Regions from separate parts of the Homo sapiens genome. Here region 2 is linked to region 1. Evidence: chromatin contacts called from ENCODE Hi-C or POLR2A ChIA-PET data. All regions are on one chromosome and are shown on one strand. Each heading gives the region's core, a stretch centred on a gene start or an enhancer-like site at or near the end of the contact. The rest is flanking DNA. Distances are from core to core; before and after follow the strand shown. Region 1 overlaps LOC124900817 (a long non-coding RNA gene). Region 2 has its middle 52 kb from the start of WDR17.

What was found. A loop is a pair of places that touch in the nucleus more often than their neighbours do. ChIA-PET counts read pairs that join two places held with the same protein, here RNA polymerase II (POLR2A). Pooled maps may share reads with other maps.
Region 2: a loop to region 1 is called in a pooled map, with 2.4 times the contacts of the local background. The contact joins two enhancer-like sites. A Hi-C loop is called at or near these places in 2 of 37 single-sample maps with no recorded cell type and 4 of 50 pooled maps. POLR2A ChIA-PET finds 5 or more read pairs at or near these places in 1 of 52 experiments (CD4-positive, alpha-beta T cell).

Annotation. Positions count from the first base shown.
Region 1 is chr4:176,496,441-176,503,391 of GRCh38, forward strand. All of the region lies in intron 2 of LOC124900817 (a long non-coding RNA gene), which reads left to right. Among named protein-coding and RNA genes, the nearest start is that of HAFML, 150 kb to the right of the region's middle. Within about 2 kb of position 3,236, at least 2 of the 41 ENCODE cell types and tissues checked have a DNase peak (open chromatin) inside an H3K27ac peak, as active enhancers do.
Region 2 is chr4:176,010,102-176,017,052 of GRCh38, forward strand. It overlaps the pseudogene MARK2P4. Among named protein-coding and RNA genes, the nearest start is that of WDR17, 52 kb to the right of the region's middle. Within about 2 kb of position 3,535, at least 2 of the 41 ENCODE cell types and tissues checked have a DNase peak (open chromatin) inside an H3K27ac peak, as active enhancers do.

The DNA.
Region 1 (6,951 bases), core at 1,986-4,485:
AAGAAAAAAACAAACAACCCCATCAAAAAGTGGGCAAAGGATATGAACAGACACTTCTCAAAAGAAGACATTTATGCAGCCAACAAACATGAAAAAACGGTCATCATCACTGGTCATTAGAGAAATGCAAATCAAAACCACAATGAGATACCATTTCACTCCAGTTAGAAGGGCAATCATTAAAAAGACAAGAAACAACAGATGCTGGAGAGGATGTGGAGAAATAGGAATACTTTTGTGCTGCTGGTAGGAGTATAAATTAATTTAACCATTGTGGAAGACAGTGTGGTGATTCCTCAAGGATCTAGAAGCAGAAATACCATTTGACCCAGCAATCTAATTTCTGGGTATATACCCAAAGGATTAGAAATCATTCTACTGTAAAGACATATATGCACACATACGTTTATTGCAGCACTGTTCACAATAGCAAAGACTTGGAACCAACCCAAATGCACATCAATGACAGACTGGATAAAGAAAATGTGGCACATATATACCATGGAATACTATGTAGCCTTGAAAAAGGATGAGTTTATTTCCTTTGCAGGGACATGGATAAAACTGGAAACCACCATTCTCAGCAAACTAACATAAGAACAGAAAACCAAACACTGCATGTTGTCACTCATAAGTGAGAGTTGAACAATGAGAACACATGGACACAGAGAGGTGAACATCACACACCAGGGCCTGTAAGGGGATCGGGGCTAGGGGAGGGATAGCATTAGGAGAAATACTTAATGTAGATGATAGGTTGATGGGTGCAGCAAACCACCATGGCATGTGTATACCTATGCCTGCACATTCTGCACATGTTTCCCAGAACTTAAAGTATAATAATAAAAAAAAATGTAATAGAGAAGAAAAATAAATAAAAATCTAAAAAAAAAAAAAGAATATGGGATCACAGATCGCAATGAAATGAATGGGATGAAATTCTCTCTGTCATAGCACTTGAGGACGAATCCACCAGTGGATTCCATCCAAAAGGCTCTGAAACAACAAGGGACTTAGTGCAGGCTGTGGTCCTTGGCTCCTTGGATAGTAGGCATTCAATGACCAAGCCACTTTCATTTTTGATGTTATGCAATTAGATATTAAAATGAAAAAGAAGTTATCTTTTGAAAACACTACTTTTAACAGCATGTGGCATACCATTTGCTATCTTAATTCCATAATTTCAAATTGTAGTTTTCAATTAGGGTCTGCCAATCATTTCCAGCCTCCTTTTGGGATTTCAAGGAGCTTATGTTCTAACGTGGTATTTTGTGTGGATAGCAGAATAAACTAAGTGTGGATGGGTTGGTCCAGTTGTTAAGGACATGGGTGCTAATGAGACCCAGGGGGTGGGTTTGGCCTCTGCCTGCAAGCGGAACAGTAGATGGTACTTTTGTTCCATGGCCACAGGCTACAGGCACAACTAAATGGTTATCTCCCAGATGCTTTTACCCACAAAGGGATGAGGTGAGAAGGTGTAGATTAATCATGAAACCCCTTCATCGCTCCTGGGAAAGCAGAAATCCTAGTATGGATCAAGACATGCATATGAGCAACAATGAATTTTAAATTCCAAAACTGAGGGTACTGTAAGTTCACTGTATTGAAAGTTGCTGATGGAGTCCAGAGTCTGTTAGAACATAAAAAGCATGTGGTTTGTATTTTAGAGACATAAGACAGTGCATTTAGTCTGCATATCTGAACACTTTTTCCTTAGAGATTTTCCCTGTTAAATGGGACATTTGACATGGTAGAACAGCATGTGCAGGCAAAGCACATTCAGAACTTCATTGTTTTGAATTGGCTATAACAAAGCACAAAGTTCTTTCTAGGCACTCCAGCATAGCTCTTTCCAAGTCTGGGCTCCAAAAGGGATAGATTAAACAGGAAGGGTACCATGTAATGCTAATTCAGTCTTATCTAATTCAGTTCAGTAAAAATCTCAGTATTTTTGGTGTTCAATATACCAGGTAGACATTGTGGAAAACGGAAAGGCAAGTAAGACATCACTCATGACTTCCAGAGGTTTATATTATTGTAAGGGAGGTGGACATGGATGAATTAAAGGTCCTAGAAAGCAGACTCTGAGAACAATGGAAATACAGGTACAAGGGCAATGAGGGCTCAGGAGAGACCACATGATCGATTCCAACTGGGGAAACCACAGAGAGCATCCTGGAAAAGTTACAAAACTTTAAAGAATGAGTGGACTTAAGTATGCTCAGTTACTCTGTTTAATCTATGTATTATTTATTTATTCTTCCATTGATTTATTGAACAAATACTTTGGGATTCCTACTATGTAACAGTTATGTTGGTAGGAGCTACACAAGTGGATCATGGAATCTGGAGTTGAAGACAGACATTATTCAAATGATCACATGACTTACTATGAGCTGATCTGTGTTCTGAGGAAAAATAATTGACTATGTAAAATATAACAGAGGAAAGAGGCTTAGACCAGGGTTTGGGGAATGCCTGACATGAAACTTGACCTGAGATATGAAAAATAAATAGATGTCAATTGGTGATAAACGGGGTTGGGCCCACAGTTCCGGTAAGAGGAAGGGCATGAGTATCATTGACTTCATGATGCAAGCTGGTGAGAATGATCATTTTATCAGAGACTGTTTGCTGTGCAGAGAGAGAGACTGCACGTGTTAAAAGCACATTTTCTGGAGCCAGATTGCCTGGATTCCAATCCCAGCTCCACCACTCACCAGCTGTGTAACCTTGGGCACTTCGCTTCTCATTTCTAGGCTTCATTCCCTCACTGTAAATGGGGTAAGTGTAAGACTTATCTCAGAGAGTTACAGTGTAGATAGTATACATTCATAATGATAAAATAATATATTACTGATTAACTAGATTAATATACAATGTTAATATAATAATATTTAGGATTAAATGTATTAATTCATTATTCATTAAAATTATTTCCTGACATAAATCTTATAAATTGTATATTATAGAAAAAATAGTAAATATGTAATAGAATATTAGAATCATATATATGAGAATAATAATAGACATTATTATTATTATACCCATGAGTCTAAGTTGAAAACTCTGAATTTTCTGATTTAATAAGTCTGTATTTGGCCATATATTTCTTTCCCTTCTATAACATCTTTTCAATTCTCCAAACAACTAGGATCTCTGGGTGTTCTTTTGCCTCTTTTTCTAAAAACAATCATTTATAGGACATCTCATTCTGACTCATCAAATAAAGTCACTGAAATATGACATTCTTACTTAGTGGGTGGAAACAAAGGGATTTTTAAGAGAAGCAACATTTTTTCAGCATGTTTTATGAGTGCAAATCATAGCATAGTAAAATGATGCAATCCTCCGTGTTTTGTTTTCCACAATAAACTTTCTTTCTCCTAATAGTTAAGATCGTATATATTTTTCAGATTTACCCATCTCAAGATCAGTAATGCATGATTTTATTACACCCATAATTTTACCCTCATGTGCTGACATATACAAATTTATTTTGGTGGCATGTTCTTAATTTCTGGAGCTGCCATGCCATTTTCTTGACTAGTTTTATTTTGGTTTTGACTAATCTCTTATAATTTTGAAAAATAGAGCACTTTATTTTATGGTTTATATTTTTAATAATCATAACTCTCTTTTCTTCGGTTAACAATTCCCCCAGGTTTAAATTAATTCCTGTCCATTTACCCTCCATTGAAGCATAGCATTACATGAATTTATGTTACAGCAGCATACGTGGTGCCGAATACATAAAACATATAAAATATAATCACACACACACACACACACACACACACACACATATATATATGTATACATATACATATATTTTTTAATTTATTTCATTTTTGCCTAGGCTGGACTGCACTGGGGCTATCGTGGCTCACTGCAACCTCTGCTGTCCGGGTTCAAGCGATTCTCCTGCCTCAGCCACTCGAGTAGCTGGGATTACAGACACCCACCACCACACCCAGCTAATTTTTGTATTTTTAGTAGAGACGGGGTTCCACCAGGTTGGCCAGGCTGGTCTTGAACTCCTGATCTCGGGTGATCCGCCCACCTCGGCCTCCCAAAGTGCTGAGATTATAGGTGTGAGCCACCATGCCCAGCTACATATATATGTTTTTGCCTTTCCAATTAGATAACAAATCTTTGAGGGTGGGAGCCAGGCTTGTGATTTTTCTAGTATTGTTCCAGAGTATCCTGCGCTGGGCTCAGCACAAAACAGTTGCTCCATAAAGTCTAGTTGGATTTAATTGAAGTACTTCTGTAGCAAAACTTTGCAGCACTTACTTTGGGGCAGCTTTCTCAGCTGGTAAGTATCAATGAAAACTTAAATGACTGTGAAATAAATTATCTTAAATGTAAAAGTCAAAAATAAAAATCAATTACTTTTCTATTTTGTTCAATGGTTTTTATGGAAAATATAGGCTTGCCTATCCTCACCTACTAAGTTGTCATACAACAATATATCTGAATAAATAAGATTTTCTGGTAACACATTGTATATTTTGAATGAAATTCAGTTACTTGAGTTTTGAAAATGGCTTAAATGGGCTAGAAAGACATAAAACGGTGAGCTGCCTCACTTTTATAGCAGCTGTGTGAGACTATGATTATAAAAACATGCCATGTAAAGGTATCAATCTGCTACAAATTTTCCTGACAGAATTTGTGGAATATTCTTCATTTCCAAGACCATTACCAGAAAATAAAAGCCTGAGATTCAACACTGTCAATCCAATCATCTGGTTAGACTTATACCTTGGTCTAACAGTTTACTGAAAATTACCACCAGGAAAACCCAATCATCTCCAAATAAGTGACATTATTTTACACTAAATTTAGCAAACTAATCTAACTATACATGGGGTGAACACTTAATTGTCTACCTACATTTGCAATACATAAAAAGGCAACAGTTTTCTATATATGTGAAAAATAGTCGCTCTGAGTTCACCAAGCCTTAGGTTATGCTACATAATTTGATTTTTATAACACTATATATCCAGGTATCAAATTTTTCTGATTAAGAAAATGACATAAAATAAAATTTGCTAAAATCAAATTAAACGCCTTTGAGTTTTGCCATTTAGTTTCCAACTAAAGCGTATGCGAATTATTTCTCCACATGTACTTCTATTTCTTAATTACTTCTGCTTCCACTCATATGCTTTTCTTCCTTAGGAAAGGCAGTTTCTTCTTAAAAACTGACTTAGATTCTGAGTGGGGGGCAGTAGAAGCCAGTCCTGTCGTAGAAGATGCCTGACACGGGATGGAGGGTTTGGAGTGCTTTGCATGCCCAGAGGGGCAAAAATATTGAGAAGGGTTGTTGAAAAGAAACACAAGCACCGATGTCATAGGAAGGAGGTCTGACTTTATCTTGCAGGTGATGGGAAGCCGGAGATATAGAAATAACTTTGCTTTAACTTTAAAATTATTTGCTAAAGTATCCATTATTTAAATACAGGCATCATGATTGTTCGTGTGCTATATTAGTTTGAGTCTTGTAAAAGACAAAAAAACTGTAATATTTTAATTTATTTCAGTGTATTTCCATCTTTATTTTTTGAAAAAAAAAAAGAGTAAATCTTACTCCTGCAACTTTTCAGTGTATATCTGTCTTTATTTTTGAAAAAAAAAAAAAAGAGTAAATTTTACTCCTGCAACTTATAGGTAAGCATTTTCCAAAGCGTCATGGTTTTCTAGGGTGTGCCATAATGTAAAGGAAATCACCTTGTATCTAAGTAACATTCTCAGACAAAGTCTGCACTTCCTAAAACCTGGATGCACAGACACTTAGTATAGAATGAAGCTTAATGAGTAAAAACAATAGTACAATCTATCTTGCTTCAGTATTTTGTTTTGCCAGGTGATGTGGTAGGTAAATGAACATATCTTTCTTTGATTGTGCCTGCATAACACATGATACAATGACTATTTGTTACCAGACTTATTTCATTTCAAAATGAGATAATAGATTATTGAATCAAAGCCAGAAAGTCAATCAGGCTAATCTCAGTACCAGACCTGAAACAATTATGTGTCTCTATTGTATAGAAGCTTGTATTTGGCTGATGAATCTATTTTAATCTTTTTAATACTTTATTTGTATTATACTCTTGATTATGGCTATCTTGACAGTAATAAATGACTTCATTAAACAAGTAGCTAATTAAATAAGTACCTAGATACCAATAAACAGCTGAACATAGAAACCAAAGTTGTTTAGCAGAACTTAACTAAAGCTACAATTGAGCGTCATTGTTTCCAGCTACTTGTCAAGCATTAATGACTTTTTTTATATAAACAACTGAGGTGATAATACAGCCATTTTAAGATTGAGGAAAAAATTAACAGAAGTGTTAAATCATCCAGTTGTTGGCACAGCTATCAGAGATGACTGGCGTTTGTACAGAATCTCCATCCTGAAACCATCTTCTAGCTCTTCTTTAACTTGAAGTGTAAAATTTTTTTGAAATTAACCCATAAATTTTCAATTATATTCACTGGTCTTGGGTTACTAACATGTTATTTACTACGTTCTTAAGAAAAAGGATTCACTGATAAGTTATTTTCTTCCTACAACTGTGATTATTTTTCTTTCATAGACACCTCCTCACCATATAATCTATGTCTCTAACTGGAGCCTCAAGACTAAGTTGTTAGCTTGGTTTCTGCCTCAGGTACAAGGCACATTTATTAATTCATTTATGTAATCATTCATGTAATAATTCAATTACATATATACAAAAGCGATAGTGGAGTCTGTATTTCTCATTTTCTCCATTTTTCTTGAAGAAACAAAGAAATAGTAAATCTTTTTTTTTTTTTTGCAAAGAGATCTGGGGTTACAGATTAATAATTACACATCTTCAAAGAGTTTCCACATTGTGGGAAGCCACTAAATAATGAAATTGCAACATAAGTGCAATGGTAGATATAAAT
Region 2 (6,951 bases), core at 2,285-4,784, 490 kb before region 1:
GACAACCTATTTACAGTTCACAGTGAAGGAAGGCAGAGTGGGCAATAAGTGTCAGAGAAAGTTTATTTATGAAAGAAAAAGAACTGTATGTTTCATATGTTAATGCATATATAGGTTTCAATCTTAGAGATCTACTTCTTAGAGTAGAATGAAGAGATACTATCTGGAACACAGGAGGAGGAATAAGCCAGAGAGAACAGGCAAAATTGCCTAATCCTCTGAGATAGAAAAAGAAGTAGAGAAAGTGAGTGTAAAGAAAAAAGAAGAAAGATTTTTATTTCAGTATGGAGCTTTGGAGCAGAGGGCTGATAACCTCAGGACCTCATGGAGGCCTGATAACCTCAGTATTCCGTAGGTATGTACTAGGAAGGAGATGTGCTGAGAGAGAACAAATTGGGGCTGCAGCTCCACTTAAGAAAATTAATGAAGTTTGTTACAGCTGCTGTAGTGAAGAGGAGAGGGAGGTGACCACGGTATAATAAAGAAACATCAAGTAACATTGAAGTCCAAGCAGAGACTGAATCTAAATTTATAGAGACACCAATCTATAACTTGACTATAGGAGAGGATAAAACAGAAAGCTGAATTTAAAGAAAACTGAGAGCATTTGTGAGTGTAATGGTAGAGCGGTAGGAAGAAGAAGGAGGTAAGGCTGATGGCAAAAACTACAAAATGAGTTAATTCATCTTGGGTCTAAATTAGAACAGGAAGAAAGAAGACCCCAGGACAGTAGCTATGGACTGTGAGAGAAGAAGGGGACACAGTACTGAAAAGATAAAGGAAGTTTAAGAGCAGATTTGGCGTAAATAAAGCTTGAAAGATGGGGATAGACAGAAGTTGTTGTTCAGCTATTGCTGTATTAGACCTTAATATTTCAGAGGCTGAGAAATTTGGAGTGCAGAGAGATCCAGGGAAAGACTAAAGATTAGGTTTGTAAAGTTCAGCAGAAGTGACAGTTCCTGCTATTGAGGCAAGTCTTTGAAGACAGGTGCTGGAAGAATTATTAATAAGGATACTACAGTACACCACAGTGATTATATGGATTGCAAAGAAAGAAAAAAATGTCAAAGTCCAATTTAAATAAGATAATGCATTAGAAAGGCTGAAAATTTTAAACAGTTATAAAAATGTTAGCTGCAACTATGAAAATTGCTGAAGGGAATAAATGAAAACAGTCGATGTATACCATAAATATGAAGCATAAATTTTCATAATTTATATACGAGTAAGGACCAAGAGGAAACCATGGATCCTTGAGCAGGGTAACCAATGATAAAAAAGATGGGGAGATCAGGCTGATTTTCCAGGGAGTGGAGGTTCCATCTACAAGACTCAGATCTTTTTTGTGTTTGCTTTTTGTTTTGGTTTGGATTCGTTTTTGCTCATTTGTTTCAGTTTTACAAAGACTGAAGTGGTTGTTTCACAAAATATATATTGTACAGATAGTACCCTCAGGCCTTATTTTCCCAGCCAGAAACACCAACACAACAGCTTCCAAATGCAGTCTCCTTTACAATTCATTAATTTTTGTTCTATTCCTAGGATGGCCTCACTGGGCTTTGGTTTCCCTTGAGGAAAGTGATTTTCTTTTGTGGTTTGCAGTTGAGTCACAAGAGAATTTTGAAGGGTTTTGAGCCTCCCCGTTGCAAAGCTGTAGGTAAGTGTCTTGTGACAGCTATAGCAATAAAGCAGAGTGGTTTTCCTTAACATTTAAATGCAATAATTAGCATATGTTGTTTTAAATTGTGTGTGTGTGTGTGTGTGTGTGTGTGTGGGTGTGTGTGTGTTTTATATTTACAGAACCATGTTCTCGAAGCAGTCCAGTCTCTAAAGTTTCACCAGGTGGGGCAGAGTGCCAGGCCTATGACTAGGGCCAGAGGTCTCTCCTCTTGTCTCTCTGATGAATACTGGCAGTTCCCCAGGCTTACCAGTTATTCTGGAGATAATGCTTTTGAAGGCCTCAAAGGTGCTGAATATCATCTTAATTTGAACCCCACAGAAAGAGTTTGGACACCTCCATTCTTCACTGCACAAAGCTCTCTTGACCAGGCACCTGGCTGATCTCTGGCATCTCGGTGGGCTACACGGAGCTCATGGTCTTCATTCTCCAGGTAAAACCAGGGAGCACAGCTTGAACTCCTGACATTCTTTCTTGATTTTATCACTGCCTCTCCTGCCTCTGCTGCCCATCTTTTTATGTCTGATATGCACTGCTTTCAGCTTTATGCTGTTATGTTTCTGGCCAACTGGAAACATACATATCTGCAGATCAATGGTGAGGAACCTCCCAGTGCCCCACTGCAGGGTCTGGCTGTTATCAGAAGAGGCTGGGGGTCTCATCCTCAAGCATATTTTGCTGGTTGTGCACCTTTCCGAACTGCCCAGAGTGAAGGGATTTTCATCTGGAGGAGAGACCCTGGAGGAAATCAGTTTCAACTTGGGCTCCACCAATGCTGCCAGCATTGTGGGTAGAGAGGGAGGCCACAGGGCCATACTGGAGGGCTATGCTGTAAGGAGGTGGTCTTCACCTCTAGGCAGATTAGGTGACCAGCAGGCACTTTCACAGAGCCACTGGCCTTCCACTCTGACTCCTGGTTCTGCCCGGACCACTGAATTCTTGTGGCACTCTGACTACATTTTTGAAAAAATTTAATGAGTTCATGTGAATATTCAGTGATTCATGGATTGGGTAGCAGCAGATCACAAGTGGTTCAGTGCCCCACAGAAGGGGTCATAAGGGGACTTTTTAAATAAATTCAACTTTTATTTTAGATTCAGGAGTACATGTGCAGGCGTGTTACACCGGTATATTGTGTGATGCTGAGGTCTGGGCTATGAATGATCCTGTTGTCCAGGTAGTGAGCACAGTACCCAATAGATGGCTTTCAGCCCTTTTGCCTCTAATATATGTCTACTATATATATAAACATTATACATATAAATATATAATATATATATTTTTTTTCAGCCCTTTCCCGTCTAGTACCTGTCTACTATACCCATCTTTATGTCCATGTGTACCCAATGCTTAGCTCTCACTTACAAGTGACAACATGTGATACTTGGTCTTCTGTTCCTGCATTAATTTGCCTAGTATAATGGCCTCCAGCTGTATCCATGTTGCTGTAAAGGACATGATTTCATTTTTTGCGGCTGCATAGTATTCTAGTGTATATGTAGCACATTTTATTTAACCTATTCACCACTGATGAGCATCTAGGCTGCTTCCATGTCTTTGCTATTCTTAGAGTGAGAATTAAAGGTGGGAATGGCAGGCTCATTGAAACTCTGCCGCTTTGAGGTGGCAGAGATCTCATGCTATACCTTGCAAGTGAGGAAGGAGTACAGCTGTTGGTGGGATGAGCTGAAGCCGAGGCTTGAGGATAATGGGGTAGTGCTCCATCTCAGATCTCTCGTAGCCCAGGAGCAGATGGATGGTCATTGCTTTGGCATAATTCTGACCCATTAACAAGCTCTGAATCTCTTCGCACGTATAAGCCATGGGCATTATCTCAGTCTGTCAGGGATTCTTAAAAGCAGGAAGTGGTCAATGTAAGAGTTTAGATTTCAGTTCCTCCTCGTGGTCCATGTTCATCCACGGATGCTTCATGATTTCCTCTAAAGTGCCTCTCCTGCGAGAGTTGAGGACAAGAAATTTCTTGAGCAGGTTTTCACACTCCATGGGCATATAGCAAGAAATACCAGATATTCTTCTCAATATCTACTCTGGCAACTCCTTGAAGTTCTGTCTATCACAAGGCAGCAGGGGCACACTGAGCAGCCGATAGAGGATAACTGCCAGTCTTTACTCATTCACTAGCAGCTGTTGTACTTTGGGCCCTGGAAGAGCTGTGGGGCAATATAAAGAGGGCTGCCACAGAGGGCAGCTAGCTTGTTGCCAAAGGTGAATTTGTTGTGAAGCTAGCCTACAATGTCAGCTGTGCAGATGTTCTGCCCACAGGTCTCTAAGGACCATACACCTCTGGTGGTAACACTGCACAATAGGCACTTCATGGCAAAATTCGCCTTGTGCTTTTTTCTCTTTCATGCTGCCATCAGCCACCAGGTAATGGAACACCCCCTCCTCCACCAACATACTCCACAATACTGTAGAGGATTTTCTTAATGTCAATCACTTCAGATAATTTCACTATGGTGGGTTGATTCAAGGCCTTCTTGATTTGGTTTTTCTGGAACAGTCACAGGAGGCTGGGGGAGTTCTGCTGAGTCTTACTGATGGTCTTTGCAGCCACCTCTTTCCCAGTGAAAATGTGCCACACCAATTTCACCTTGGTGAAGTTACCCCCACTGATGGAGCCAGTCGACTAAGGAGCCAGTCGTTGCCATTATGGGTCTCTTCCTGAATAGAGATGGCTGAGAGGCACTGCAGCATGTTGGGCTTATAGGCAAGTTGTCACAAAGTCAGCTTACAATTGGGAAAAGCTGGTGAGAAGCTTGGTCCAAATCGCATCAACAGAAACTCAGGCCCAGAGTCTACCCAATGAACTGGTCATTGAGAGGAATCAAAACACAACACCAAACAAAAATAAAAAGTACCAGAAATTAACAATAACTAAACAAAAAAATGAGAGAAATTAAGAAAAGAAAAATGAGAAAAAGACTGAATAATAAAAATGAGAAAAATAAAAATGAAAAAGGGCAGTGAGAAAAAAGAAAGTAAGAAAATAATAAAAAATGAGGAACAGAAAAAAACAGTATAGAAGAAAAATTTAAAACAAGCAAAAGAGAAAAAAAGCCAAAGAGATAAAAAGTTAACTTTGGTCAAAGTCTCTCAGGTCATGGAAAACCAGCTTCCTGAGCTGGAAGCACCAAAGTTTAGACCCAGAAGTTGTAGGTTCTTAGAATTTCATAAAAATAGCTCCTTATGCAGGTTATAGCAAGAAATGAACTATCACTGGTAAGGATAATCCAGAGTGGTTTTCTTACATTTTGGTTTTGGAACACATTTCTCTTAAGAGGGGGGTTGAGGTGTTCCTAAAAAGCTTTTAATCTGAGTTATATTGATCAATATTTACCTCGTTAGAATTTAAAACCTGCAGAGTGTTTCAGTGACTTTTTCATTCCTAGTTTGGAACTTACAATAAACTTTGGCTTTTAAAGAGCTCATAGTATCTACATTTAAAATATATAATTTCTTTCTTTCTTTCTTTCTTTCTTTCTTTTTTTTTTTTTTGAGACGGAGTTTTGCTCTTGTTGCCCAGGCTGGAGGGCAATAGTGTGATCTCAGCTCACTGCAACCTCTGCTTCCTGGGTTCAAGCAATTCTCCTCTCTCAGCTTCCTGAGTAGCCTGGGATTACAGGCATGCCCCAACATGCCCGGCTAATTTTGTATTCTTGGTAGAGACGGGGTTTCACCATGTTGGTCAGGCTGGTCTCAAACTCCTAACCTCAGGTGATCTGCCCACCTTGGCCTCCCAGTGTTGGGATTACAAGCATGAGCCACTGTGCCCAGCCTAAAATTTATAATTTCTTTTTTAAAAACTCTGAATGGTTGGTCTCAAAATGACGTCACAACTTAGCTGACATCATGATACTATACAAAAATGTTCCATTGCATAGGACACAATCAGATATACTTAGGTATACATTATTAGGATTTTTAAAGCTGAGGGGAAGATAGCTTCCATCATACTCTCATTTCTTATTTAAAGCTTTGCCTTTCTTTGGAGAAAATTCCTCCCTTCCATGAGATAGATGATTCATTTTGTTCATGTCAGTATTTTCAAATGTAGAGGTTGCAACTGTCAGTTGAGAAAGCAAGTTTCTCTTTTTCTTTTTTCTTTTTTCTTCTTTCTTTCTTTCTTTCTTTTACTTCTTTCTTTCCTTCTCTTTCTCCTCTCTCTCTGTCTCTTTCTTTCTTGCACTTTATAGACTATTTAAAATAGTAGTTTAGGTTCTCAGCAAAACCGAATGGAAGATATGGAGAGTTTCCATATCCCCCTACCCAACACATGCATAGGCTCCTCCACTATCAACATTCCCCATAAAAACAGTTCATTAGTTACAATCAATGAACCTACATTGACACATCATTATCTTCCAAAGTCCATGGCTTACACTGTGGTTCACTCTTGGTGTTACATGGTCTATGGGTTTGGACAAGTGCATAAATGACTTGTACCCACCATCATAGTATGCAGAATAGTTTCATTGCTCTAAAAATCTTCTGTGCTCCACTTATTCCTTCCTCCCTCCCCACTAACTCTTGGCAACCACAGATCCTTTTACCAACTCCATAGTTTTGCCTTTTCCAGAATGTTATATAGTTTTAATCATACACTGTGTAGCCTTATAGTTAAAATCATACAGTATTGGCTCCTTACACTTAGTAATATGTATTTATGGTTCCTCCATGTCTTTTCATGCCTAGATAGCTCATTTCTTTTCAGTCCTAAATACTATTTAATTGTTTAAATGCACCATAGTTTATCCATTCACCTACTGAAGGACATCTTGGTTGCATCCAAGTTTAGACAATTATGAATAAAGCTGCTATAATCATCCGTATGCAGGTTTTTGTGTGCATATAAGTTTTCAACTTATTTACGTAAATAACAGGGAGTGAGACTGCTGGATTTTATGGTAAGAGCATGTTTAGTTTTATAAGAAAGTGCCAAATTGTCTTTCAACTAGCAGTGCGTGAGAAGCTCCAGTGTCTCCACATTCTTATCAGTATTTTGGATTTTTGCCATCTCACAGTTGTGTAGAATTGTCTCATTGTTGTTTTAATTTCCAATTCTCTAATGACATAACGATGTGGAACATCTTTTCATATTCTCATTTCATATATTATTATTATCTCTGATTAGGTGTCTGTTCAAATCTTTTGCCTTTTGTAAATCAGGTTGTTTTTCTTATGGTTGAGTTTTTAAAGTTCTTTGTTTATTTTGACTAACAGTCATTTATCAAATAGTTTTTGCAAATATTTTC